7 separate regions of the Mus musculus genome follow, and regions 1, 2, 3, 4, 5 and 6 are each linked to region 7. A link is a loop called in an ENCODE intact Hi-C map of the cell type or tissue named here. Cell type or tissue: heart. All regions are shown on one strand.

What was found. Peaks named below come from ENCODE experiments on the same cell type or tissue, not always from the same donor. Only the 100,000 strongest peaks of a DNase experiment are listed, where the experiment ranks them.
Region 1: a loop joins it to region 7, with 4 times the contacts of the local background. A loop is called at or near these places in 13 of 42 quality-filtered maps.
Region 2: a loop joins it to region 7, with 4 times the contacts of the local background. A loop is called at or near these places in 8 of 42 quality-filtered maps.
Region 3: a loop joins it to region 7, with 7 times the contacts of the local background. A loop is called at or near these places in 17 of 42 quality-filtered maps.
Region 4: it touches region 7 in a loop (6-fold over the local background); 4 of 42 quality-filtered maps call a loop at or near these places.
Region 5: a loop joins it to region 7, with 2.7 times the contacts of the local background. A loop is called at or near these places in 12 of 42 quality-filtered maps.
Region 6: a loop joins it to region 7, with 25 times the contacts of the local background. A loop is called at or near these places in 2 of 42 quality-filtered maps.

The regions. Positions count from the first base shown.
Region 1 is chr8:108,788,267-108,792,266 of GRCm38, forward strand. Zfhx3 (zinc finger homeobox 3) reads left to right here. Exons shown (of 10, transcript NM_007496.2): 2 at 3,936-4,000. The coding sequence starts at 3,982. Among named protein-coding and RNA genes, the nearest start is that of Zfhx3, 76 kb to the left of the region's middle. In heart, a CTCF peak has its summit at 2,449; DNase peaks (open chromatin) are centred at 2,525 and 2,795; H3K27ac peaks cover 249 bases.
Region 2 is chr8:109,183,581-109,187,580 of GRCm38, forward strand. All of the region lies in intron 5 of D030068K23Rik (RIKEN cDNA D030068K23 gene), which reads left to right. The region is part of intron 1 of 4922502B01Rik (RIKEN cDNA 4922502B01 gene); the gene reads right to left. Among named protein-coding and RNA genes, the nearest start is that of 4922502B01Rik, 64 kb to the right of the region's middle. In heart, a CTCF peak has its summit at 2,501 (motif pointing left); no DNase peak of the experiment used is centred here; H3K4me3 peaks cover 665 bases; H3K27ac peaks cover 689 bases; H3K27me3 peaks cover 272 bases.
Region 3 is chr8:108,572,395-108,576,394 of GRCm38, forward strand. The region is part of intron 1 of Lncbate1 (brown adipose tissue enriched long non-coding RNA 1); the gene reads right to left. It overlaps Gm51548 (a long non-coding RNA gene), which reads right to left. Exons shown (of 3, transcript XR_003947448.1): 1 at 1,562-4,000. It also overlaps a transcript of Zfhx3 not described here. Among named protein-coding and RNA genes, the nearest start is that of Gm51548, 3.6 kb to the right of the region's middle. In heart, a CTCF peak has its summit at 1,903 (motif pointing right); a DNase peak (open chromatin) is centred at 1,937; H3K27me3 peaks cover 637 bases.
Region 4 is chr8:107,601,452-107,605,451 of GRCm38, forward strand. No RefSeq gene overlaps it. Among named protein-coding and RNA genes, the nearest start is that of Psmd7, 15 kb to the left of the region's middle. In heart, a CTCF peak has its summit at 1,775 (motif pointing right); no DNase peak of the experiment used is centred here; H3K27me3 peaks cover 583 bases.
Region 5 is chr8:108,712,620-108,716,619 of GRCm38, forward strand. Zfhx3 (zinc finger homeobox 3) reads left to right here and starts at 2,025. Exons shown (of 10, transcript NM_007496.2): 1 at 2,025-2,711. In heart, a CTCF peak has its summit at 2,139; DNase peaks (open chromatin) are centred at 1,882 and 2,442; H3K4me3 peaks cover 3,861 bases; H3K27ac peaks cover 3,723 bases.
Region 6 is chr8:107,880,133-107,884,132 of GRCm38, forward strand. No RefSeq gene overlaps it. Among named protein-coding and RNA genes, the nearest start is that of Gm39242, 48 kb to the left of the region's middle. In heart, a CTCF peak has its summit at 1,902 (motif pointing right); no DNase peak of the experiment used is centred here.
Region 7 is chr8:108,909,551-108,913,550 of GRCm38, forward strand. All of the region lies in intron 4 of Zfhx3 (zinc finger homeobox 3), which reads left to right. Among named protein-coding and RNA genes, the nearest start is that of Mir3108, 25 kb to the right of the region's middle. In heart, a CTCF peak has its summit at 2,192; DNase peaks (open chromatin) are centred at 1,481 and 2,171; H3K27ac peaks cover 958 bases.

The DNA of each region.
Region 1 (4,000 bases), 120 kb before region 7:
CAAAACATGTTGGCAGCATGTGCTGTGCACTGCCTGGGTCCCAGGAGAAGGGTGATCCTTGTATTTCTCCCTAGGGCAGGGCAAGGAGTCCCCAGAGGACCAGGCACCTTTGCCTGCTGGCTGACTTCTCTGGTGATGCCCTGCAGGTTCTCCACGTAGGCAACAGTTTCTCTTGCTGTCTCTATTCTCTTTGTTTTTCTTGCTTTCCCCTTTGTTTCCCTTCTTGGTTTCCTGCCAAACAGCCCCTCGTGAAAGGACCGCCTAATTAACCCTGTGCTAATTAACAATTTAAAATTACACAGTGTGACTGTTCATGTTTAATTCGATGGGAGCTGGAGCAGCAGGAGCCCCCTCCCCTTCCTTAGAACCACACACCCCTACTCAGCCTACCAGAACTGAGGCATTTCATTCATCTCTCCCTCCTCCCCCCTGCCTCCTTCATGGAATAAAACTGAACTTTCCTTACAACAAACACCCTCTCACTTTAAAGAGGGAGATAGTTGCCCAGGCGAGTGTGGCAGACCTGGTAGTAGCATTCTATCCTTGCAAAGCAATCTTTTTAAAAGAGATTGATATTTCCAAAACTGCAGTGGGCCTTAAAACAGGGAACCTTGATATTCTCACACAATACCCCCCCCCCTTTGTATTGGGGGATTCCTAAGGTGCCGGAATTCCTGTGCACTGAGTACTTTTCAATGGCAGATTTAAATGCTCCGCAGAGCAAAGAAGGGAGCAACAGTGCGTGCGCACAAACGCCTGATGGATCGCTTCCGTGTCTACCCTTGAATTTTGTCATCGGAAAGATGTGCTTTTATAAAATCTGAACTGAATTCCTAAACAAGTAGCATTGGAGTGTAGTTATTGAGGCCATTTAAAGGGAACCTGCGGGAGTAGCCAGGGGACCAAGAATTGGCCTGCAGGAAGGGTTGAGAGTTCCGGGTGAGCCAGACTGGAGTGTCTGTGGGATGGGGTCAGGGCTGGAGGGGAGGGCTTAGGGGGCTGAGGAGAGGTTTGTGAATGCTGAGTGGCAGGGCTTCCTGTGAAAGTGTGGGGACCCACTTGGTTCCCAGGCCGCCCTCTGTAACTGAAGAGCATTGATTTTACGGGAAACCATGTTTACAGACAGAGCGCTGATCGACCTGCCGAGTTGACTTCTGCCTCCTTAAGTAAGAACTACCTTTTTCTTATTGACTGGCTGATAAACAGAGCAAGCTCGCTGGGTGGGAGAGTAGTGGATGCCCCGAGGCCCATGAGCTGCCAGACTGGGCAGGATGAAGAGATTGCTTCACGTCAGCGCACCCCCACCCCCTTCCCAGTCTATTCCTTCTTCTCTGCATCTGCTAGGGACCCAGGCAGGAGGACACATGCAGCCTTCCTGCCCTGGCAATACAGAAACAGACAGGCTGGTCGTCTGGTGAAGATGTCGTGAAACAGCATCTCAAACTTTAATTCAGGGTCCCCAGAGATGATGTGTATCTGACAGGTCTGTTTGGGGTGGGGTGTGAGCCTGCATTTTTCAGGACAGTGCTATTGACGCATCTCCTTAAAAAGTTTCGCCTGCAGTCAGTGGGTATCGGGGAGAAGCTCTAACACAGGCGTTCTGGGCCTGGAAACTGGGCTTTCTTTCCCACCTGCATCTTTATGGGCTGTCACCTTCCTAGGATCGACCCCCAGACCCAATGCCCCAGTTCCCTGTCTTTCAGAACTAGTAACTTGCTTGGGAGTAGGGAACAAATTAAACGAGTCTCTCTCTCTCTTTCTCTCTCTCTCTCTCTCTCTCTCTCTCTCTCTCTCTCTGTCGTCGTCGTCGTCGTTGTTGTTGTTGTTGTTATATTCTGTTTTTAAAGTCCCAGCCCCTTAGCCGGCCAGTTCATGGAGGAGGAAGAAGAGAGCCAGGCAAGCAAAGCCCACCAATTAATTGGTAAATGCTAGCAGGTTTCTCTGGCCCAACCCAGGCTGGAGAGGAGATTGGCTTTGCTGTCAATAAACAAGTCCCTGGTGCAGCATCAAAGCTGTTCTCCTTTATCAATCGTGGCCTCCCCTTCCCGCATGTTCCTGTAACTTACCAAGCATTTATGACATTGATTTTACAATCGGGCTGTTAACCCTCCCGCCCCTTCAGACCTGCCATCCTTTTGGGCTTGAACTGTCAATCAGGTGTCATCCAGCCAATCAGGGATGTCCTTAGGAAGAGCCTCCCCCGATTCTCACCTAGATCCCAGCTAAGCCTTGTGGGAAGCCCTGTCTCATTTGCCACTGGGGCTGGTTTAGTGAGGTGATTTGTTTGAAGCGAACAGGTCGTTTCTAAGGCACACGGAACTTTTACCATCACAGAGGCCAAGGTTATCAGTCGATTGATTGGACAAGTGAGTGCGTGAGAGTCTTAAACCAATCATGGCACATCCTTTTGGAGGCCTCTGCAAGCCTGCCTTCTCCTCCTTTTCCCGAGGGGGAGCTGTTGGCTCACTATGCAGTCAAGCCCGGAGAAATACAGAAAGTCGAAGACAAGGTTGGCAGGAGATGGAGGGAGATGAAACCTAGCCAAAAGCTCTGTCTGCTGCTCATGAATGAGCTAGATGGCAGAGCAGGGACCAGATGGCCTGGGGTCTGTGACTAAAAGACTGAACCAGGTCTCCTACAGGTGCTGAGCCACCTGTAGGAGACCTGCAACAAGGCCATAACCACCCCCGAGGAGGTGATGGTACAGGAGCCAGGCAGCCTGTGATCTGTTGCTACCTTCCCCAGGGACATGAACTCTCAGAGGGCAAGTTCAGCTCAGTAGCACTCTGGAGTCGGAAACGGAAAAGCCCCAGGGCTGCAGGACAGCTGCTAGGGCAGCAACTAATAACCAAGAGGCAGCTGTGCAAGAGGGCCTTGGTCATCAGCCCAGCTGCCGTCTCTGCCTTTGCTAGGGGAAACCCACCCCATGCAAGGCGCATGGCGAACAGGCTCCCTGCAGATGGGCAGAAGGAGGTATTGCTCCCCAAGGAGGCATTGCCCCATTGAAAGTCGGGCCAGCCTCATCCTTGGTGCCTTCGTAGTTTCACTTGCGAAGTCTTCTGAGCTCCAGACGAGGAAGCTTTTCTAGTTTGGGGGTGAAGGAGATGGGAATTTGGGGGTGAAGGAGGGGGTCTTCTCTTCAGTTTGATGGTTGAGAATCGTGGCACCGGCCTCGGTTAGGATTTACCCTAGAAGGTTTACTGCTTGGGACATGTGACTTCTGATGTTTCCGAGACCCGATGGGGAGGGATGTGGGCCGTTGTCCCCCTTGGGCCCTTTTCAGGATGTACCTAAGCCTTTACCTTTGCCCTCTGACCCCTGTAGACCTTTGAACTCACCAAACCTGACACACGGGCACTGATTTCTCTATGTCACTCAGCTCTTTCTGAAGGTGGCCACAGCTTCTTCCCCTCATCCTCCCTGGTGTCCCCCCCCCATGCCCCCCCCCAGTGCAATTGATCTGCTACAGATGGCTTCATGTAAGTTATCTGTATTGGGGGGGGGGTGGGCGGGTCATTCCATGACCTCACTGGGTACTGGAAAGATGCTAAGCCTCTTCCACTGTGGCTCCCTGCCCAGCCTGTCTCAAAGCCCTGATGGCATGGAGTGAAAATTCCAGTGGATCGAACTGTAGAGTGACAGACAGTGTGAAGTCTAAGGGGCTTATCCCTGACCGCTTCCCTGTTTCCCACTCAACGCATGGACCCGGCTGTGTCGTCCATGGTGCCTCTTGCCCTCTCTGTACCGCACCGTGCAGGGGCCATGTTCCCCAGTCTGCCCTCTGCCCTGCAAGCTTTGTGTCGTGGGTGTGGACAGAAGCTTTCTTAGAGCACCCCACGCGGGGACTTTAGCCTCAGCCCTCCTAACCTCTTTCCTTTCTCTCTCTCTTTCCCCTCTCTCCCTCCTCCCCACCCCCCCTCGCCTCCGCCCTTCAGGTCCGATCCGTACTGGGTGCAATGAAAGCTCCAAGCAGGCCTTACCATGGAAGGCTGTGACTCGC
Region 2 (4,000 bases), 270 kb after region 7:
TTGATTATGCTGATTTATATCCTCTGAGTTATATCCTTGGCCATATATTTATATGGCTTATATATGTGGCTATATTTAAGTGGTGGGTTTTAGGTTCTCCTCGCAGATTAGTGACTTTATCAGCCTTGGGGAGCTGGCTAGGTCTCCAGTACCAGGCGTGGGTTTCTTCATGTTGAGAGGATCTTAAGTCCAATTTGACAGCTGTTGGTTATCACCAAGTTGTGTGTGCCCCTATTGCAAATTGTGCCATGGCGGTCATTGTTTTAGTTTGGAGCCATAGAGCAGGGTAGGGCTATCAGTTGCTTGGAAGCCTGTGTGGAGCCTTCTGATACCACGAGAACTAGTTCTCAGGGACTTTAAAAAAGTAAAATATGCCGGGCGTGATGGCACACGCCTTTAATCCCAGCACTCGGGAGGCAGAGACAGGCAGATTTCTGAGTTCGAGGCCAGCCTGGTCTACAAAGTGAATTCCAGGACAGCCAAAGCTATACAGAGAAACCCTGTCTCAAAAAACCAAATAAATAAATAAATACATAAAAAAGTAAAATATACTATTATAATTGTATGTTCTAAAGGGAAATCTATTTTATGATTCAAAGAATAGAACACAAGCCTCATTCCAGGAAAATAAGTGTTGACATTACATTAATTGATGGTTTGGCATCCTCTAACACTTTGGAAGTAGGATTTTCATAATAGACATCTGAAAACAACAATTCTTATTCAGTAAGAATTTCCTTTTTGGAGATTGGTAGACCCAAAAGAAAGAGAAAAAGTAGAAGTCTTTAACCCATTCGAGAAACTTGAACTCAAGGATGCTGGGTAAGGATGGCTGGGGAGGAGTACCAAGCAGATTTGAATCTGTAAGAAATCAAGGATGAAGGTAGCAGAGAACAGGAATGAGGTGTGCCGTGCAGCACTCAAGTAGGTGACCGACCGTAAGAACCTGGGTGCTCATCTGGGAGGACGGACTGCCGAAGCCGGATTCCGGCGGGCATTTTAGGGCCGTGTTAAGGTGAGAAGAAGAAAGTAGTTCTTCGTGCCCTGCAACTATCTAATAATACGCTGCCATAGCTGTCTTCTAATTGTAGGAGGTGCTTTATTGGAAATCTCAAGTTTGAACTCCTCAGACTCTGTCCGTCTCCTATCCCTCTAGGGCCAGCTCAGCCCTTCATCCTGTCAGAGCGCATAAAACAGAACAGCTTACAATTTGCTATGAAGGGGTCTTCGGGATGAAGCATCTTAATGTCTGGAAAGATTAGACGGGATCTTCATGCTTAAAGACTCCCATGAAACATTTCAAATCACACGGATGTGTCTCGGTGCCCTTTGCCAAAATTAATAGATTTAGGCTGTGGAGTTAGAAGAAGGCTAAGTATCCATACCCACCTATCATCCAATAACATTTACTATTTTTAAATCTTCTTATAGCTCCTGTACTCTTAAACTGAGAATATATTAAGTCAGAAAGGCTACCTATTTTAGACTCCTGTAAGTTAACACATAGGGGCAATTTCGATGTATAGTGACATTCTAGAAATAAATATCACACACAATGACCTAGAGACTACACCATGTTGATCGCATGCGGCTGTTTTTACTTGCTTGCTTGTTTGTAATTTTGACTATTTATCAGTCTGAGGTTGACCCGCCTTTCTGGTTTCAAATAGCTATTCCAAGAGCCCTGATAAAGAATGGCACAGAGGGACCATGGCGTAATAAACCACCAAGTGAGCTACTTTGAATTCCTCTCATGTTCTGAGAACGAGAATGTCTTAAGCTTTGATAGAACAGGGCAATTTTATATTTTCCGTCTGACTACTTTAAAAGGTTCATTGTCTTTTAATTAAACTACGGTGGGGGGGGGGCTGCTGGGGGAGAGAGCAGAGATTAAAAGCTGTCGTGCTGTAAACGGGGTGGCTTTTAGCAACTAGTAGATGAGTGAAGCCACCACCTCAAGCAAGATGAACTACAGCAACAAGTTCTGTGCCTCGAAGCTTCTCCTTGTCTGACTGTAGCAGTAATTTGGAGTTAATTTGTGTGGCTTCCGCAGTAAAAAAAAAAAAAAAAGACTGTGTTCTATGTCGTCTGACTCTTCCTAGCATGGCTTCGCAGCTGTTAGGTCCCCTTTGTATGGTCCAGCACCGAACCACCACCACAGGTGAAAGCCAGGTGAGCAGGTTAGATGGGCATCTTGGACCAGGCTTAGTGTTCACCACGTGTTGTTTACTCTCCACAAAATGCCTGCGTGGATCAGCCTCTGCCTCCATTCTCCCACTTCCTGCCTTCACCAACAAACGGAGGGCCACTCTCCTCTGGGCAAGTCACACTGTTAGGTTGGGCGAATGTCTGGGTTTCTCTGGGAGTTTTATTGCCTGGCACATTGTCTTGTTTTCCTTTGTCTGCGTGAACACTTTTTTTCCCCTTCTTTGTGTCTGTTTTTCTCCCTTTGCCTCCTACTCCCCACTTGTCCCCAAATCCTTGAAGCCAATGAGGCTGTGGTGACACCTTCTGGGCAGTGCTGGGAGTGAATTACAGCCAGGAGTGAGCTTCCTGGTGGTGGTAGCTCACCCACATACAGTGAATAATAGGATGTATGGTTTGCTTCATCAAAGAAACTGATACAACATCCTACTTGTTCTTGGGATTTCTAGCACTGCTAAGTACCAAATGCCGTAAGTTTCTTGCAAACAAGCACAGATTTGCAGTTAGTGAAATAAAAAAAAATAAATAAATTGACAACCAAGGCCCTACCTGCTTACTTTCCTAGTGGTGGTTCTGAGTCAGGCTTGAAAATGAATGTCAACAAAATAAAGGAAAGCAATTACGTGGGACTAGAATATCAACACCAGACGCTGCTGCACGTGTTTTTGCAAGGATGTGTGTGTGCATGTATGTGGTGAGACACGGCAGTATCCCGTTACATGCCAGTGCCTTCTAGCAGTAAGGACGTGTCCCATGAACAGTCCTGGTGAAGGCAGTGACATCCATCTCAGCTGCCCACTGCCTGGCCGTGTAGGATACAGGTCGCCTGGTGCTGTTTCTGTGCACCCATGTCTCTCAGCAGGTTTCACAGACAGGCTATGGATCTACTCTGTACAGCCTCAACTGGAGTCTTTTTTTTTTTTTTTTCTGAACAGACTCCATCATTCCCACCTCTCCTTCCATGCTGATTTAATTGTTATATTTAACATTTTTAAATGGTTTCTTTTTTTTTTTTTTCATACTGTATGGAAATGATACAAGCTTACAGGTACCAATTTCTCTCTCTCTCTCTCTCTCTCTCTCTCTCTCTCTCTCTCTCTCTCTTCCTTTCCTCCCCCTCCCTTCCTCCTCTCTTTCTTTCCTTTTCCCCTTTTCTTATTTTTTTTTCTATCACTACTGACTTACACTTGGACCCTGAAGAGACTCAAAGGTACAGCTTCTAGGAAAAAAAAAAATCACATGGCAGCTCTAGCAAAGTTGATGTTACTATCTCATCAGGAGAATATTAAAAGAGCCTATGGAGTCTGTTGAATAATCTCTGCCCTCCTCATAACTCTCTGTCATCATCACTGACTGAATAGCAAATACAGAGGTAACAGACAACAAAGGTACACCGGGCAGCCATTGCAGCTGTGAAGCTGCCCGTCTTTGCAGTAACTGCACACCTTAGGACGCCGTCACTAGGACACTGAGCCCAGGACACTAAGCCTGGCTGTTGTGGGTGACTGGAGCAGTTGCATCTGCAACCTTTAAAGGACCACCACATGCCTCATCTTCACTTTCTACGCCGTTCTTCAGTGAAATATTGCTTATTGGGTGTATAATATAAGCATTTATGTGTGGTACAGAACCCGATATTTTTTACAAGTCCTAAATAATCAAATCAAAGCCTAGCCACATTACTTTCCAATTCTGATTTGCAAACAGTGGTAGTCCGCTTGAGGGCGGGGGGAGGACAATAATGAAAATGGGGGTGAGGCTTTCCTGAAATTAAAAGAAAGCTGGAAATACCGAG
Region 3 (4,000 bases), 340 kb before region 7:
CCCCAGGTGGGACAGTCTCTGGGTGGCCTGTCCTTCAGTCTCTGGTCTACACTTTACCAAAGTGTGAGTGCTTCAGTCTTTCTTAGGAGGAGAACAAAGTACTTATAGGTTTTATATTAAACAATCCTGAATTTTATTCCAATATAGCAATGTCATTGATGTATTTCAAGACTATACAGTGTCTGCCCCTTGAGGTTGAGAGGATTGATGCCCTCAACTACACCCCAATTTTCCTCCATCCATATTGCCTACATGAACAATCTCCATCCTTTCTGATCACTCATGAGCAATGGCCCCCAGTGGTGTAACTGAACCAGGACCTCCACTCCCAAGGGCTCCTACAACTTGTGATTGAGTCTGGCTGGACATGTACAGGCTAGTGGCTGAAAGCCCCTCACTGAGTCCACTCTCCAAGTAAAGGCCTTTATTGTGAATGAAGTGTTCATAAAACTGAGTGTCTCCAAGCTGAAATGTCATCTGATGATTTTTGTTTCTTTTGGGTTATTATTTGAAAGTATGCCCAACCCATGCTTCTCAGTAGGTGACTTCTGCTCCTCCTCGAATGGCCATCTGGAACGTAAAGGAAAGTCTTCTGGGGGAGATGGGCAACTACAGGTCTGACCAAATGGAAGGACGCTACACAGGGTCACCAGAGAGCTCACGAAAACAAAGGGGTTGGGGGCCTGTGTCTTGCATATCTCTATACAAACAACCTTCAATCTCAAATTATCTGCATGGTCATATATTTATGTACATTTATAACAATGGTCCTATCTACATGTAGCTTCTGCCCTTTATTTCTTAATAGAAAAGTGGAGACTGGAATGTGTTCCCAAGTTCTCTTTTGGGTCCGCTTTTGTCTCTCTACCTTCTGAGATTGAAACTTTAAAAAAAGAAAAAAGAAAAAAAGATACCATGGTGGAATGAAGGAAACAAGCACTTCTTTGTGTAATGAAATGGCCCAATGACTCTTTATAGTCTTTGTGATACTATGATTTGAGTCTTGAGACACCAAATATAGTAGCCTGGCTTATCTCCTTCCCCTTTGTTGGCCCCCATGTCTATGTGCAACAGGGACAATAAGAGTCTTTTATACCTGATAAAGCAGCAATAACCATAAACAGAACAGTAGGACTGGACCCAACTGGCTGTCTACTCATGACCTGTCCCATGTTTCCCAATAGTTAATGAACTGGCTTTCCTTACTGTTTTTAACACATGTCTGTGTCTGCTATATTTGTGCAACATTGAAAATAAAGACATGTTACACTAAACAGAAGGATACTTGGTTAGACCCTTCCTCTCAAAAAAAAAAAAATCACTTTTTCTTGAAATGTGTAAACAATATGACTCCAGTTAGTTGATTCACCTCCTTCCATGTACAGGTGTGATCCAATTGCTTTCATTGTGTCCCTTGTGGACTATACTGTCCAGACAAGGTTGCCAAGATTTAAAAGAAAAAAAAATCTAGCAATTGATAGGCAGGAAACATGCACTACTCAGCATCCCGTGATGGCTCCCTTGCCCTCTGCCCACTAGCCGTGGACAGAGCAATACCCACCTCCTCCAACGATTCATCTACTGACGCCATTATCCATTGCTTATAACATCGCAGTCACAATAATGAATCGGTATGTCTTGATCCTTGAAGTACTTAGGAGGCCACACACAATGAGGGGAAAACAATGTGAAGACTGGGTTCTACTCAGCACAGGCTGGAAATGGATACTGGACAGGGGGGGAAAGGCATTAAAGTTGAAGAGAATTTTGTTTAACATGACGGTTTAAAAGATGTAAACGGTCGTGATAGGCAGGATCTCCTTCAATCAGAAGACCATGAGGAGGCCCTATTTAGACCAGTATGCTGGTGTGATTCCAAGTCACGCTACCACCACAAAAACACTAGGGGGCGCCATATTAATACCGGTGTCCCAGCTCCATTGCCCTATGAAAGCCCTCCATCATCTCTGGACCTTGGCTCTCAGTTTATTCAAGGCATGTTGCTGAAGGTTCATGACATGTGACCATTTCAGGAATGCAACCCGAATTAATGGGGTGGAGTGCTCTCCAAAACTCATTCCAAGCAGTTATATCTTAAGGGATACCTATACAAGTTCATTCCTTACGTTGGGCTAGGTGCCATTGCTTCGTGCCTGATGTATCATGGGATATAATCATCCCGAAACTCCCTGGCATTCAGACTCACCATCTACCTTGGAGTAAGATAACACTTGCCTTCCTGGGCTGATGTGCCTATGAGATACGGATTATAAAATGGGTGCCTCTTCTTTTCTTTTTTAACTCTGTACTTTCCATCCCCTATTCAGAAATTATTCTCCATAGAAGAAAGTTTAGCAGCTATCTGTCATCTACTAATAAGACGTCATCAGCCTCAGTCACAGCCTCAGGTTAGGTTGGGAGAGTGTGGAGACCTGGGTGCACAGTGGCCTCCGACCCCACTGGGCTACAATTCCGCCTAGTCACTCATAGTGCAGACGTAAGGATGGTTCTCCCCATACCCACTACGCCACCTCAAGCTGGAAGCTCTAGCTACTTCACTTGGGGTAGGGTTTCTGAAGCTTACAGCCAATGAAGATCTGTAAACGGCATTTAAACTACAAAAGGGGCTGGAGGTGGGAAGGGAATTCCCGGGGAAAGAAGTGATCATGGTGGAAGATGCCAAGATCATAGCCCATTTGAAATCCGCTTCTGTGTCGGACATTCATTTCAAAGCCTGTGCTATCAGATGGATTCTCCTTGTTGCTGTTCCATTGATTTATTGAGTACCTAGTATATACGAAGCAATGAGGGAGCTCTACAAAGACAGTCAATGGGAAAGGGACATCCTTGGCTCTGTTCTTGACATTTGCATAACTGCCTTACCCAGCATGCTTTTCCTGTCACCCATCCCTTTCCAGTCTGTGATAGCATGGTCTCTATCGCCATCTTCTTCCCCTCTCTATCCCCATTAACTGAACACTAGCATAAAGAAACAAAACTCAGGGGGAGGGGGGAAGGGGAAGGGGGATGGTTCCACTGGTAAAGCGCTTGCCATAGGCACGAGGACCTGAGCTTAATCCCCTGAACCTACTCGTAAGAAGCTTGGTGTGGCAGTGCGGTGCACGTTTAGAATCTCAGCCCTGGAAAGAGATAAAAGACAGGCTGATTCCTGGAGCTCTCTGACTAGATAGGCTCTCCTAATGGGCCGAAGAGAAACAAGATAGATAGCTTCAGAGGAATGGCAGCCGAGGTCATTCTCCAGCCTCCATACATACGTGCAGCTACACGCATATATGTGTGCACACGTGTGTGCACGTTCACACACAGAAACCAAACTAGATTGTGTAGTGCTTATGTTCTCAGTACCATAGATCAGCATCAAGAGTTCTTTAAAAATTAAGGCTTCAGAAAAACTTGTCCTCTGCTCACGAACTTAAGACACACACACACACACACACACACACACACACACTCTCTCTCTCTCTCTCTCACACACACACACACACACACACACACTCACATACACTCACACTCTCACTCACACACACACACACAAACACAAATCAGTAAGTAAAAATGTATATATATTTTTAATTAACTGCAATGGCATACCTCAAGGCAGGGTATTCTAGAAATAGAGGTTAAAATGGTATCTATGCCATACTATATATGTCTAGAGACCAGAGGACATCTTACAGGAGTCTGTTCTCTCCTCCAACCAAGTGGCTCCTATAGAATGAACTCAGGCTTGAACTCAATCTCTTTCACTTGCTGAGCCAAGGTGAAAGGACTGGTTTATAGCCACCATGTGTAGTGCCCAAGTCTCTCTGGGCTCCTGGGACAGTGTTCCCACTGTTCTTTACAAACATATCACTTGACATTAAAGAAGAAGGACCGAGCTGGGATGAGCTAGGCTGATAGAGTACTCACCTAGCACAAACCCCTTGGCTAGAGCCCCACATAACCAGAGCATAGCAGTATGTGCCTATAATCCCATCAC
Region 4 (4,000 bases), 1.3 Mb before region 7:
TTTCAACACATCTTCTTGAATACCCAGGCTGGCCTAGAACTTGCGATTCTTCTGCTTCAGCTCTCTGTGTGTGCTATTATCCAACTCCGTTAAGGTGTTGTGTTTGCCCGTCAAAGTGAAATGACTAGCAAATAGGCCTGGTAAGATGATATATTAGTGTATGTCACACACACATCACACACACACACACACACACACTCTACACAGACACACACACAGAAACCACACACAGACACACATAGACACACTCAGAGAAACATACACACACATACACAGAGACACACAGAGATGCAGACATACACACACAGACACACACACACACAGACATATACAGAAACACAGACACGCCACACACAGATGCACAGAGACACACATATACAGGCACACCATACACAGACAGGCACAAAAACACACAGACACCCCACACACAGACACACAAAGACATACACGCACACACAATACATGACGCATACACATGAACACAGGCACATATACAGATAGACAGACAGACACAAACACATACTCTCACACACATACACTAATATATAAAAAACAAACTTATGAAACCCTTTCAATGCTTATAGGATAAAATTCGAATGCACACATGCCAAGCTCTCTGATTACTTTTCCTTTAGCTCAGGCACAGTGGTGCACCCTGGGATGCCCGTTGGGAGCCTGAGTCGAGAAGAATGTGAGTTCACACATAAACCACAGGGCGAGAGCCTGCTCCCTAAAACTAAACAAAGATCAAAACCCAATCTCAAACTTTCCCTTCGTTACTACATACAATTCTTTTTTTAATAGATCCATTATTTTGAACCCAATTGACCTGTGTAAAGTGTGCGTGATGTCTAGACCGACTAATGGTATCCTTCAAAACCCAAACGATATATTTTGGACTATTTTCTCAAAGGAACTACACACCATTTTCGGTTATTGTCAAATAACCCCTTTATCATAATTTCCGAAGCTCCCCTTTGTAGCTGGAGTTGAAAGAGGTGAGCGGGTTGGAACGCCAAGCCAGCGTAAGGCTTAGCAGGGCAAGTGCAAAGCAGTTGGCTTCCCTCACAATACTTTTGCATAGGAGATGTTAGAGGGAAGGGGGCAGCAATAGCTCTGGGGAATCTTCTATAACTTGTACCCGGGAATGAGAAACTCTTTACTGCGCTGATATCTCAGCTGCTCAAACCGCCTTTTCGAAGCTAGTTCAAACTTGATTTTGATCAATTAAACTACCGGGAATGGAGACTTTTCCTTGAGCGTAGACTTAAGCTTTCACCTTTAAAATTTAAACTCCTTCCCTCTGACTTCAAAGAGAAGAAGTGCCGGCTTTTAGAATCTCATTTTTAATATACTGAAGCCCTAGGATAATATTTGGGAAATGAGGAAGGAAAAAATTGAAATAGTTAAAAGTTTGGTTTTTATCTGCTATTTGATACTGAATGTACAATGTCATATTCTGCAAGAATTTTTTTTTTTTTTTTTTTTTTTTTTTTTTTTTTTTTGAGCCAGGGACTCACTAAGTATATGGCTCAGGCTGGCTTTCAACTCTTCTTCTTCAGTATCTAAGGGATTATATGTGTGTGTCACCATGCCCAGCTTAGATACCGTTTAAAAGAGTGTATGGATGAATAGTGTTGTACTATCCTGATGAATTTTAGTAGGCTCTCTTGGTAATGTTTTGGAGTTATATATTTAAGTTAAAAAAAAAAAAAATCTTTGTTCCGCAACTGGAAAACAAATTGTTTAACAGGTATTTCCAGCAGAGGGCGCCATCTGACCATGGACGCGCTATCGCTACTTGCCAGTATCCTGTAGCCCATTTTATCAATATACATAAAAAACTCAATGTTCAAATTAACTAGTTCAATAAGTAATTTAGCTCATTGATTTTTGGGCATATCCTAAGTGCCATTACAAGCTACGGATATTTTAAATGCCATTACCTAATAGAAGGAATGTTTTAAGCACCTTTTATTGATTTTATTACTGCTTTATTTTGCTGTCTTGGTTTAAAATCATTTTAACCACTCCGTAATCAAGAAGAAATATATCGTTGGTGAAATACGGTCAATTTCCTAAAAACCTTTGACATCATTAAATAAGGAATAACAGTTGTTAAATCATGTCAGGCAATAACGGAGGGACAGAAGAGATATAAAGTTTGGAGCAGTAGGCCAGCATACCGGGAAAGCCCCATTGACCTTGCGCCTGCAGATCCCACATGCACCAGAAGCACTCGAGGTGGCTCATGGTTTTCACAAGCAGCAAGACAGATTTAAAAATCCCAGGCAGTCAGGAAGTTGGAGGGATGGTAGCAGGACGGGATGATTCTGGACAATTAGAGACTTTCTTAATGACCTCCTGTGATCCTCTGTCAAAATGATTCTCTATTTGGCAATCTCATTTGATTTTCTTGCTAGACTCTAGCATGTTGATAATCTGAAGAGCATGGAAGTGATGTACTCGTAAGTTTTTTCCCCTTCTCTTTTAACGTCTCCTTCTTATACCCGTTTGGTTTATATTAGCAGTAGTACGGAGCTGATCAGCTGGGAGAGAGGCAAGGAATCTGGCCCCTAGACTGCTTAATCAAAGAGCGGCAGAAGCAGGTAGTGAGCGCAAAGCCTTGCTCTAAGCCTGCTAATGAGTTGATTGCATTGACATTTGATATAATTTAACTGCAAATATCAATACTTGTATACGATTTAGAGCGTAGCTGTTGAGCTGTGATTAGAAGTTGAAAATGATTCCTGGTAAGAGACCACCTGGCTGTGACCCAAGCCCGGAGAACGCAGTTCTCCTCATTAAGTGGAATGGATCCAGAAAGTCAAGTGTTTTGATTATTAATAGAATCTCCTCCTTTTCTTTGAGCAAATGTTAGCTTCGAGAGGAAATTGATAATTATCCGAGGTCTGTTAAATGATCGTTTGGTGAGCTCATTTCATTCCTTCAAATGAGCTCGTGTCTCCAATTGTGGCAATCATTCGCCGGGCAGAAGAGAACACTAGCTCAAACCCTAGTGGGTGTCACTGACAATGTCAGTGTGGTCAGTGCGTCCGGGAAGAATTCATCCATTGGAGGCTGCAAACCAGATTTGGCTGAAATGTGCATATTTAGCCTATGTTAACTCATAAATTGGATAAATACGTTATGCTAAACTGCACTGAGTAAATATTGAGTATGCAAAACACTCTTGTAGGTGTCTCAAACACAGAGAATATAGAATCTAGATTCTCCTCTGTGAAAGTGATGAGTACAGCTCCTGCCCTGTGGGAAGGTTGGAATAGGGATGGGAGACTATGGAACAGGGAAACGCCAGGCAAGGGAATGGGGAAGTGGCTTTGGTAAAGAGCCTGGGACATCAGTGGCTGGCATTCAATAGACCAGCAACGCAAACAGCACTGTGTGCTTCTGGGGAAATTGAACGAAGCTTCTCAAAAAATAAAATCTGATTTGCTCTGTTTCTTTCTTTTTTCATTTTTTTTCAGTATGTGATGTTTCTTTATTTCCAAGTTTATTATTATTATTATTAGGTATTTTCCTCGTTTACATTTTCAATGCTATCCCAAAGGTCCCCCATACCCACCCCCCCTTTTTTCATTTTTGTTACGAAGTGTTTAATACACCGTGAAGCGTGTGTGTGTAAGATCAAGAAGAAAACGAAAATCTCTTTTCTTCCAGTGAGATGCAGAATCTTACAAACCCCTCTGAACACCCTGTGGCTCATAGCTCCTTCCTGCCTACCCCAGTACTTCAAATTAATATTATTTCACCCAGGTGCAAAATATAGGAATTTCTGGATTGGCCAAGATCTGCAACTTTTATTCTTACCTTTGGTTGGATCCATGAGAAATGAAATGAAGAAATATGTTGTGCTTGCCTGGTATGCTATGATTACATAGTGTGTGTGTGTGTGTGTGTGTGTGTGTACACATGTGCACACATACACACACACACACACACACACACACACACACACACACACTCATAAGGGATGGGG
Region 5 (4,000 bases), 200 kb before region 7:
CTCCAGGCTGTAGGTTACCTGCCTGTGGCTCTCCAAGTTAAATTTTTGTCTAAACAAAGACAGGCTTGAGTAGGCCTCGTCATGCATGTAGTTATTGCAGGGTTGAGATAAAGAAAGGGGATCAGGGTCATTCTTTTTTCTGCTTGTCAGGCTTCTGAGGTGTAGAAGGCCTGACCCAGGGCCTGGGACAGAGGCAGGATCAAGGCAGAGGCCCTCTACTGCCACCCCCTCCTCAGGATCTCTCATTACTTTAGATCCTGTCTTGTGGGGTGTTTTTTTTTCCCTTTCTAGCTTTCATTTTGTCAAAATGTGTATCCCATGCCCCCACCTATACTCACCTCCTTACAAGATTCTGAGGCTGTCCCGTGAATAAAACTCATGAGGAAGCTGCAAAATTCAGTTTTCCAGGAGTGGAAAGCAGTTTCCTGTTGGCTTTGCATCTTCAGCCTGTAGCTTCCAGGTGAGGGCTGAGGGTCTGGAATCTCTGTTTTCCCAAAGAGATTTCTGGAGGGGGGGGTCATCTTCTGAGAGGAGATTCTCCCCCCCCCCACCTTGCCTATCTCCTCGTCTTTATGCATTATTCATTGCCACTTTTTCAATTAAATTATTAATTGGTTTTCTTTAAGGTGTTCCTGACTCGTGTGGCTAACATAAATAACAGTGTGTTTTGAAAACACCACCTGTTCTTGAGCCCGAGGTCAGGCAGCCTGAAGCAGGTCTATGGAGGCCATACTCTGGCTCAAAAACCCATCCTCCCCCAACCCCCCCAGACCTGCTCTCCCCCTTCCCCAAGTTTGACTAAATTTGGCCTCTGCCCTCCTTTGTCCCTAATCAGACATGATTCCCCAGAGGCAGCTCTTTTCTCCCAAGGTCCTAGCTTGGGGTGGGGGAAGGGAGACGGCGATTGCAATCTTTTTTTTTTTTCTTGTGCTAAAATATAGACAGGGTAACAGACTGCGCCCAACAGGTTAGGTATTTACATCGATTTGAAACCGAATTCTATTGTACCAAAATGCTTCCTACATTGGGGCCCTGTAGTTTTCACCAAGCAAGCCTCCCCCTTTCCTCCCTGTTAGTGTGTGTTTAATGCAAATACGATTCCATACATTCTGCTCTTCGCCGGGTGAGCTTATTATATTTCTAACACTTGCATGGTTCATTATTGTGCAGTAGGAAAAGACTCGCGGCTGCCGGGGGCAGCCTGGGTGGCTGGTTTTCAGAAAGAGAAAAAGCAGGTGTCTTTCTATGCTGGGAATGAAGACTAGATTTAGGAGGAGGGTGGAATTCTGTCTGAGAGGACTGGAGCCTTCCGGTGAGATTTCAAGGGGGCCTGCCTTTGCATAACAGAACGCCAAAGGTGAACCTTGGGAGACCTAGAAGTGCCCAGCTGTCGCTGTGACCAGCCGAGGTAGCCCCGTTGGGTTTGATCCTGGTGGTAGAATCGTCTTGAGCCGGGCCACCTTTCTTGCCCTGTCTGAAATGCTCTGTGGCTCCTAAGGGCAGTCTCCTGATCCTGACAGCGGGTGGTTCCAGGCTGCTTGGCCTTTTCTAGTCGTTTCTTGCTCTCCTCTTCTCCCCCTCTCCTTAGAAACTGTCCTTAAACTCTCAATGGAGAGTGAGTGAGTAGGGGATGTTTTCGTAAGTTTCTGCAGCTGAAAAACAGAAGTGCTCTGTGAAGCAGTTAATAGGATGGGTGTGTGTTTCAAATAAATTCCTGTCCACATTGGCTAAAGTCCCCATGTTAGAGTGGCCTGGCTCTGACGTGGACAGGGCCCAGAGACTGATGGATCAGGGTTCGGAGGCCCCGACTGCTTGTTCTTCTCTTTTGGGGGAGAGACTGGGGGTGGCCGAAGGCGCGTCCGTTTCTTCCAGGCCGGCCTTTGACTTTTGATGAGCGGTGCGGTCAGTGCCTCGCGGGGACGCGGCTTTGTTCCTGCCGGGCCGGTTCCTGGGTTGGTGCAGGCCAGGGCAGCCAAGGCTCCTGTCCCCAGGCGAGTGCGGCCCAGGCCGCCTCCAAGGCTGGTGCTGGGAGCCCGGGCCCGGCAGCTCCGGCCCTGCTCCTGTGTGTTTGTGCGTCTATGTCCCCAGGTCCCCGCAGGCGCGCGGGCGCGGCCACCGCGAGCAGCCCGGCCTGCGCCCAGCGCGACTGTAGATGTCAGGCTTTGCCCGGGGAGCCGAGAGGCTGCGGGGCTGTGAGTTTCAAATTAACCTTCCGCTTTGTTGCTGTGTAATGTGGATCCCCGAAGGCCCCCCGCCCCGCCCGCCCCCCTTCCTCGGGCGGTGCGCGCTGCAAACTGCGAGTTGAGCTTCATTTACATAAAGCGATTCCGGGCGGGCGGGCGGGCGAGCGGGCGGCGCAGGAGGAGGAGAGAGGCGGGCAGGCCGGGACGGGGACCGGGACGCAGCGCCGCGCCCCGTGGGTGAATCCCCGCCGCGCCTGGGGGACCTCCCTCCCCGGGGCAGCCCGCAGATCGCCAGCCCCGGGCCGCCACCATGCGCGCCCCGCCCCTGCCGCCAGGCCCCTCGCTCCTAGCCTGCGCCACCGCCGAGCCCGGGGGGCAGCGGGAGGTGGGGAGAATGCCGCCTGGGGTGGGTAAGTTCGGGGCTCCGCTGCCACTGGAATCTCCCGTTGTCGCGCTGCCCGGCGTGGTGGCCCCCGGACCTCCGAGTGCCTCCTTCCTCCTGAGGTGTACGGAGGCTTTGTGTGCCAGGTGAGTGCAGCCTCCCTCCCCCGCCGCGCCGCTCGCAGCCGGCCTAGCGCTGGAGGCAGGTGCTGCGAGTGAGTCTTGGCTGAACTTCCCATTCTCTTGGGGCGTGTGGGGGAAGGGCAGGCTTGGATGCACTTGAACTCCTAGACTCCAGGAGGAACCTACCTGGGGAGAGAGTGGCTTAGAGTCTGCTGGGCACCAGAGTACGTTCTTCCTCCTATCTCCTCTTGCTTTTCCTTCCCGACCTCCTCCTCCTCCTCCTCCTCCTGCTTTTGGGTTAGTTCCTACCTTGTTAATACTTGGGGGTACTGGTGCCATTGAGAACTTTGGATTCTTTGGTCTAAAACACACCTTCAGCTGCCGGGGGGGGGGGCGGTTATGAAGGAAAGAGAGAGAGAGAGTGAGAGTGTGTTAGAAGTCGCTGGTCAGTTTGCAGCAATGTGAAGAATGTGCCTGTTTGGGGAGTAATTAAAGAGAGAATCAGGGCAGAGCTGGCGGGACCTATGGAGATCATCTTGGCCTGGCTGCTCTCTAATTTCGGTTTGTTCTTCTGCCAGAACCGGTACAGCATTTATTTTGGGGGGCGGGAAGTACGAAGGAAAGGTAAGATTTTTTTTTTAAACTCCATTTAAAGAGGAGAGATATCCAAGTTAGGGTAGCAACAAGAAAAATAACAACAAAAAAACCAAAAACAAAACCAAAACAAAATCCAACTCAAAGTCATTTTGTAGGCTTAGAGAGAAACAAGCTTTCTGGATAACAGCCTTTTCTGTCCTGTGCGTACCTATGTAATGATGATGGTGATGGGAAATCTTACCCTCAGGGGAGAGCCCACAGCCCACATGGCACACTCAAAGGGAGTTTCAGCAGCCAGCCTTAGTGGTGGTACCCAGTGTGCTAAACTGGTTTAAAGGTGACCGGAGAGCAGGTGAGTCCAGGAGGGCACCCCACCCCCCACCCTCCACCCCTTGCATTTTCTCATTTATCAGCCTCTGAAGACTCTCTTGGAGCCACTGATATATAAACCCCAGAGCATATAGGCTTCCCATCTGGAAGGCAGGGAAGGCCAGGGCCTGCTTGGTGTACGGCATCAAGACACAGCAAGGAAACCAGACTTAAGCCTGGGAGAGAGATGGTGAGGAAGTTACACGTCATCTTCATCTCACTTCATTTCGTGCTTTGAGATCTTTGGTGACGAGTCACTAAGTAAATAAGAGTCTAATTTGAAGCTCACCCATAGCTGGGGGTAACTGTTTCTTTGCCATCAGGCAGCAGGTGCCCAGTTTGTAGAG
Region 6 (4,000 bases), 1.0 Mb before region 7:
CTTTTAGGCAACGCTGCTGATCCCACCCAGGGCTTCCCACAGGATAAGGAGGGGCTCTGCCATCTGACCTGCAGTCCAGGCTCTAGGTAGTTACCTCTTGCCTTCGCTCATTTACTGCCTGTTTGTGTCTTTGAGGAGCTCAAACCAATGTTGGGAATGGGTTCAGAGATGTGGGCAATGCTGTCATGGCAGAAACTGCTTCCCAGTTCCTTTGCCGCTGCCGCCACCACCAACATCGTCCTCCTCCTCCTCCTTCTTTTTACTAACCTTCTTTCTTTCCAAAACAACCCATACAAAGGTTCGACTGCTCAACTGTGAATCAAGAAGGATGTGTCTGTGTCAAGACACAACAAAGAGGAGGTGCCCAGGTTTGGGCTTCTGATGGCTTCAGAGTTAGGGACAGTGGCATATTTCAGGAAAGAGCCTGGAAGCAACTCTCTGGTCAGGGTCACCAGTCAGGCTCACTGGTATCCAAAGAGTCCTCACTTCCACCTGCTCAGGAAGCTTTTCTTTCTTCCTTCCTTCCTTCCTTCCTTCCTTCCTTCCTTCCTTCCTTCCTTCCTCCCTCCCTCCCTCCCTCCCTCCCTCCCTCCCTCCCTCCCTCTCTCTCTTTCTCTCTTTCTTTCTTTCTTTCTTTCTTTCTTTCTTTCTTTCTTTCTTTCTTTCTTTCTTTTTTTCTTCCTTCCTTCCTTCCTTCCTTCCTTCCTTCCTTCCTTCCTTCCTCCCTCCCTCCCTCCCTCCCTCCCTCCCTCCCTCCCTCTCTCTCTCTCTTTCTTTCTTTCTTTCTTTCTTTCTTTCTTTCTCAGAGAAAGCAAAGACTCAGACCTCCACAATTGGCTGATATGATATCACTAGTTCTCAGGTGTTAAAACACAACTCCTAATTTGCATTGGGCAAACCCTCTGGATTTTAAAACTAGTTTAGTCTTGATTTCCTGGCTTGCGTTGTTTCCTTTCAACACACACCTGCTAAATAAGATGTCTTCGTTAACACGAATTAAGAATGCTTTGTTCCTTTACAGCTTTGTGAATGAAGTTTTAGAAATGTGTTAGCATTTTTTTTCTAAAATAAGCTCCTTAAAAATATACAAATTCTTAGACATGAAACTAAAGAAAAATCTCTAGGCTTATGTGTGAAAAATATTTCTCTGTCTCTGTCTCTGTCTCTGTCTTTGTCTCTCTCTCTCTCTCTCTCTCTCTCTCTCTGTGTGTGTGTGTGTGTGTGTGTGTGTGTGTGTGTGTGAGAGAGAGAGAGAGAGAGAGAGAGAGAGAGAGAGAGAGAGAGAGAGAGATATGGGCTTTAATCATCACTGTACTTAGAAACATTAAAAGACCAAAGGAAACTTGTTTTTCATTGTAAGGAAAGGAACCGGAAACACTAGCAACATGTAAATATTGTTTCCTGGTAAGTTATAATCACATTACTCTTGGGTTACATGTTAGACCATGCTGATACCAAAAGACCACTTCCCAGTGGTGTCATTGCTTTGGGAGGCAGAGATAGGCGAGATCTAGCCCATGCAGTGACTAGGGTAGAACTGGCTTCTTTTACAAACAGGCATTTGGTTTTGTTGTTTGTTTGCTTCCGGACCCTCTCGTGTTCTAGTTGAACTCTTAGGCAAGATTCCTTAGACACAGACACTTCATGAATATCAGGCCCATGTTTCTCTGCCTACTGTTAATCTTACAGGAAGAGCCAAGGTAGAGTTGAGGTTTGTGGAAAAAAGTACCAGCCTCATCATCATATGGAAACAATAAGAATCAAGTTGCCACACTTCGTAAATCAGGCTCATTTTATCTTATGTTCTTTTGTTCGTTTTTGATTTTACACTTTTACGATGAACACACTTGGTTTGTTGAATGTACGCTGGAGACAGGAGCCTCCGTGGTTCCAGAATGTCCACTAGTGGGCGCTGCAGTGCTACCAACATTGTATGTATGAGTCTATATTTTTAATCCGAGCACAGTATTAAAGAAAAAAAAAAATCACAGAGTAAATGGTGAGTTTTCATCCCTTCATAGCAGCTTTCCTGTCAAGAAAGACACCAAAAATATAGCTGGAAGATGCTATCTGCTGAAATTATTTACTAAAATTTTAGAACAGAATGGCAGGGTGGGGATCTGTCCCGTTTCTGCCAACATTCATTTATATTTGCAAATTGTCACGTTTATTCTTGTTTGATAGGCATGGACTCTGAGTTCACATTATGCAGAAAAAAAAGGTACTTAATGGCCTAGTCCAAAATTAACACTACTCATTAGGCGAACACCCTGCCTTTTTTTTCTATCAAAGAAAGGCCGTTCATGTGTTCGGTCTATATGATTTTGAGTAGGAAGCAGTACGCGTTTGGGGCTAAGATGTCTGTTTGATATTTAGAGGCGAATTTGATGCTTTAATAAGGGAATCCTCTGTCTCCCTCATCCATCATCCCGCATCTTCATCCATCCAAACACCACTGTAAAGTTGTCAGAGCCTTTTCCATATTCAGTACTTGTATAAATAATGGCTGCTGTGATTTGAGGAAAAAAAAAGGCGGTGTGCATTTCCCAGTGATGTTATATATCTGATCACAGCCCTGGCGACACCTCAGAGGTTTTGTTTAAGCTTGCTGCAGCCTCGTGCATATCATTTAAGTCCTAGAGTCAAAGACCATTTTGTATGTTGACCATTATTGTGGTTAGTACTTGCTGAAATCAGTTTTGTAATGGTGGTGGTGATGGTGTGTGTGTGTGTGTGTGTATGTGTGCACGCTCTAGCGCATGCATGTGTGTGTGTATATATGTTTATGTGTGCATGTGTATGTATGCATATATGTGTGTATGTGTATATGTGTGTGCGCATGTGTGTGTGCACATGTGCATACCTGTGTGTTGTACAGCACGGATAGAACACAGCCTTTGCCTGATCATTTCATTTTTTTTTTTTATCATTGCCCATCACTTTTTCTCCTCTACTCTGCTGTCTTAGGGATTATGCAGGTTCAGTGCAATATTCTGAAATTAATCAAAGCAAGCAAAACCCCATGCCTTATTATCCATGGTGGGGGAGAGAGAGAGGCTTCCAGGACCCACAGAGCTTTGTGATGCCGGCCAGTTGTATAACTAGAATTTTATACATTATCTTATATATATATATAAAGAGGCTCTGGTTTTCACACAATGAAACCCTTTCATGTTAAGTTGTCCAGGCAGTGGATGGCTGCGTGTGTCAGTGACAAAGGCTTGCGATTTAACTGATGCATTGTACCCTGTTCCTTATTTAAATGAGGAACTCATGAGGGTGTGTGTGTGTGACAATATCCAATATCCATTTTTTTCTTTTCTTTCTTTCTTCTTTTTATTTTTAAGCTTAGCAGACCAACTCTAAGTCCCTAATGCAGTAATGCTGTATGGGTCATGGCAGCTTTGAAAAAAAAATGAGGCAAGAGCAAACTTCCAGCATGCTTATCCAGTCTGGACCTTGCGTTCTGTCTCATCTTTTGATAATCAGGCTCTCCAAATTATTTGTTTCCACTAAATTAGTGGCCATTGTACAGATTGCAGACACTTAGTCTGATTGAAAGTGATCAAAGGAGATTATGCACTGGGCTGGCTGAGCGAAGGTTCTGATTTGACCCACTGCCTGGAGAGAAAGTATCTAATCTTATAAACCCCATTCACTCCTGATGTGCTTTGTGACACTGCCCGGAACACATTAGACCCCTTTGTCTTAGTTCAGAGGAAGATGAAGGTGGGTTGGGTTGAGCCGGCACATGAGACAAATGGATGGAGACCCTGGGTGGTATTCTTTTCGTGGTGTCTTGAACTCTGTGTGTGTCAGGGTAGAGGGGGCTCTGCCTCCCTTCCCGATGGTAAATTCCCACCATCTTGGAGGAAGACACTGCTTCATTATTTATCAAGTGTGTTCTCGGTGTCAGAGGCTGTTACAGATCTTATGTTTCAAATCTAACCGTATTTATGTGTGTTTATGTAGCTTGTCCTACGAAACAGAAACATAGCCG
Region 7 (4,000 bases):
TGGCCCAACAAGGGGAGTAAGGAGGTGTCTACATCTCTGTCCGAAGTCATCTTTTACTTGGCAGTGGGAGGCAGATGGTAGACCATCTGGAAGACCGTGCTGGTTTGCACAATTTCCTTGCATCTCTGGGCTGTGGGAGAGTTCCCATTGGTAGAGTGCTCAGGCATGGAGCCCCTTTTCAACCCCAAGCATATGGAGTGGTGGCTTGCTTGCTTGCAATTTATTTATTTATCTATATATGTATGTATTGTGTATGTATGTATGTATGTATGTGTATATATATGCATGTATATGTGTGTGTGTATGTATGTGTGTATGCATGTATGTGTGTATGTATGTATGTGTATATATGCATGTATATATATGTGTGTATGTATGTGTGTGTATGTATGTATGTGTGTGTATGTATGTATGTATGTGTGTATGTATGTGTATATATATGCATGTATATATGTGTGTGTATGTATGTGTGTGTATGTATGTATGTATGTGTGTATGTATGTATGTGTATATATGCATGTATATATATGTGTGTGTATGTATGTGTGTGTATGTATGTATCTATGTGTGTGTATGTATGTGTGTATGTGTGTGTATGTATGTATGTGTGTGTATGTATGTATCTATGTGTGTGTATGTATGTGTGTATATATGTGTGTATGTATGTATGTGTGTATGTATGTATCTATGTGTGTGTATGTATGTGTGTATGTATGTATGTGTGTGTGTATGTATGTATGTGTATGTATGTATGTGTGTATGTATGTATGTATGTGTGTATGTATGTATGTGTGTATGTATGTATGTATGTGTGTGTATGTATGTATGTGTGTATGTATGTATGTGTGTGTGTATGTATGTATGTGTATATATGCATGTATATATGTGTGTGTGTGTATGTATGTATGTATGTATGTGTGTAATCCCAACTCGAGTGCAGTGGAAGCATTGGGCTGAATGATTAACAGCAAATCTGAGGCCAGTCTGAGACTTGGGTCAAAAAAAGAAAATTTCCCCTTCTCAGTTTGGCATGAAAACACATAAGATTAAGAGGAGTTACCCTAACTCGAAGGTCAGGGTTGGGCACCACCTCCGAGGTGGGTCCCAGCAAGGTTTTAGAGGCCCCTCCCCTGGTACCTTTTCCAAACCCAGAATTGTATGGGGTGGTCTGGGCTTTGCTGCCTGCCGCTGAGAACCGGGGCTGGGGTGGAGGCGACCTCCTTGCCCACGTCTGTCACAGCCTTGAGGAAGGGTCCCCGCCGTGCCCTGGTTAGGATGGTGAAGTATCATTTCTTGACTGCTCCGAGGGAAAACCGGTTGCAAACTGTCCACTTGAGCTTTGAGGGTGTCATGGCTGCCGTGAGTGTTGGCTGGAGGGAGAGCAACCTGTTCCCCTGAGCCAAGGACAGAATTTTCCAGATAAAACCCACAGCTGACCCACGTCTTCGGCCGTTCTGTCGACTGTCTGTAGTGGACCTTACAGAAAGCAGAACAGAAACTTGGCTCCTGGGGTGACCCCGGCCAGTTTCCGCCGCCAGCCACACAGGGCCAGAATGTGCAATTCGTGATATGCAGTGAGGAAAGCTGTCTCTTCATCCTATGCTCTGTCAGCTGAGATTATCCAACGCATAGCCCCAGGGAGGACTGTGACTAGCAAGCAGCCCCAGCTCAATGGCCAGGCTCTGGCTGGCATGGCCACCACACCTGTGAGGGGCCAGGGCACCAATGCTTCCTTCCCTGTGGGTTGCCCAAGCCTGGGCTTTGGTGAGAAAGCTTGCGTGACATTTCTGGGACCAGTAAAGACACACACTGTCTGCCAAGCCTCACAACCCCGAGCTGTCCAGACAGATTTGCAGTCTGCATCCCTCTTTTTTTCTTTTTTCTTTTTTTTTTTTCTTTTTCTTTTTTTAAAACTCATTTCTCTACCGTTATTGGTATTCAACTCTCACGGTTTTCCGGTTACAGTCAGCCTCGGCTTTCATCCATTTTAAAGAGCCTTTACCCCCTCTTGCTGTTGATGATGATGGTTTAAAGACAGATGGTGTAACTGCTTATGAATGTTCTATTTTATTTCCTCCGGACTAGACCATTCTCTCCGAGACATATATTGTTTCCACGTGCAGCCCAGACTTGCCTGCCTCCTAGCCAGTTGCCCTCTAGGCCTTGCCATGCAGAGGGCGACACCTGTAGGTCACAGATGGAACTGCAGCGGGACTCTCCTATTTGGCTAAATGAGACCTGGGTTTTTTGTTGTTGCTGTTTTAAAAAAAAGAAAAAGGAAAAAAAGAAAAAAAAAAAAAAAAGAAATAGGGGTGAGGTCACTGATCCCCTGTGAAGGAATTGTTCTTCTTTAAGCTCATATATAGTATTCTCTTAGTTTATAAGTCACAGGTGATAGAGCAAAGCCTAGAAACTCAAGAAGAATGGGTTTACTCATCTTGAAGAAAAAAACCAAAATTAATAAAATAATAATAATAACAATAATAATAATTTCCTGAAGTAAAGTAACCTCTTTTAACTTGCCCCCCCCCCCCTTCTTGAAACGTGTTAGCCTTTGCTTCCTGTTTGCATGGAGTAAGGAAGCAAGACAACACTCAGGCAGGCCCAGAGCGAAGGTTCTGGGACGAGTACCACAGCCCCTTCTTGCGATTTCCTCACGTATTCCTGCATCCGTAACCCGCCCACACACCTCTGTATCTGCCTCCTAAATAGACTTGCTTAGAAAGCTTCAAGCCATGAGCATCAGTCCCAGGTAATAGCTCCCAACTCTGCTTCGCAGCTGTGGGTGCTGGCCTTGACTTTGGTGGCCCAGTTGGGCATTTAACCTCCCTGTGCTGAGAGACACTTTGGCGCACCGTGTGGGGAACTGTCTCCTGTAAGAGCCAGACCGTTCCCATCTAAGGTGGTCATGGGTGTGTGTGCCAGAGAGATGTGCCCATTGAGCCATTTCTCCGCCAAATCCCATGTATATACTTTATCAATACTGCCCATGATTGATGCCATGGAACATATTTAAGATGCCCAGCTAGTGTGCATATGCTCAATTTAAATACTGGTTAACTTACTGCTGGTATTGCCATTAAACGATGGATTTTTATAGCCATCTTATCAAAAGCCTGAAACTCGCAGGCCACATTTTCCCTGGACATAAGATGGTACGTGCATCTTCTGGTACAACTGACTTGTTTTTTTGTTTTTGTTTTTTTTTTTTTTTTCCACACTTAAGCCCTTTCCCCCTCTACAAGGCCATGAATGCTGTTAATACTGAGCTGTATATCTAATGAATGTCAAGCCACGAATGCCTGGTTTTTGTCTGTGCAAACTAAGGGAAAGGCCAGGAGACTCAGCGTTAACTTTGTGGTGCAGCGAGCCAAAAAGGACACACAGGAAAACCAGAGAGCAAGCCCTGAGGTCAAGCAAAGCAAGCAGTGCCCAAGGGCTTGCCTCTGGGGCTCTCTGCTGTTGGGAAGACAGACAGACCATTCTTCAGCCTTGGAGTACATTTTTCTAGCCATTGATACCCTGCCATCTTTCTACAAGAATTAGGAAAACACAAATCTAGAATGATCCTCTTTTTGGCCTTGAGTGTGACTTATTTGACTAGTGTGGGCTAGAAGTTCAGAGGTCACCTGAATTCCTTTAAAGGTAGGGCTGAGGCCAGCCTGGGCCACAGTGTAGGACCTTTGTTCCCCAAACAAACAAAAACGTGGGCATGCGGTCGGAGATTCCTATGGCGGGGTTGGCTAGAACCCCAGTCCAGGGTTCTAAATTGTTTCCCAGGCTTGACTCCTGCTGAGTCTGTTCTGGGCTTCCTGTGACGGGTGTGGAGTGTGTGCGTGTGTGCGGCGTGTGCGTGGGTGTGGAGCGTGGCGTGGAGTGTGCGCGCGTGCGTGCTCTCGTGCTTCTGAACCAGGAGAAGTGTGCTCTTTAGAGTTCCCGCATCATGCCAAGTGATTCCCACCTTGGTTCCTTCGCTTGGTTCTTTAAAAAGTTAGTATCC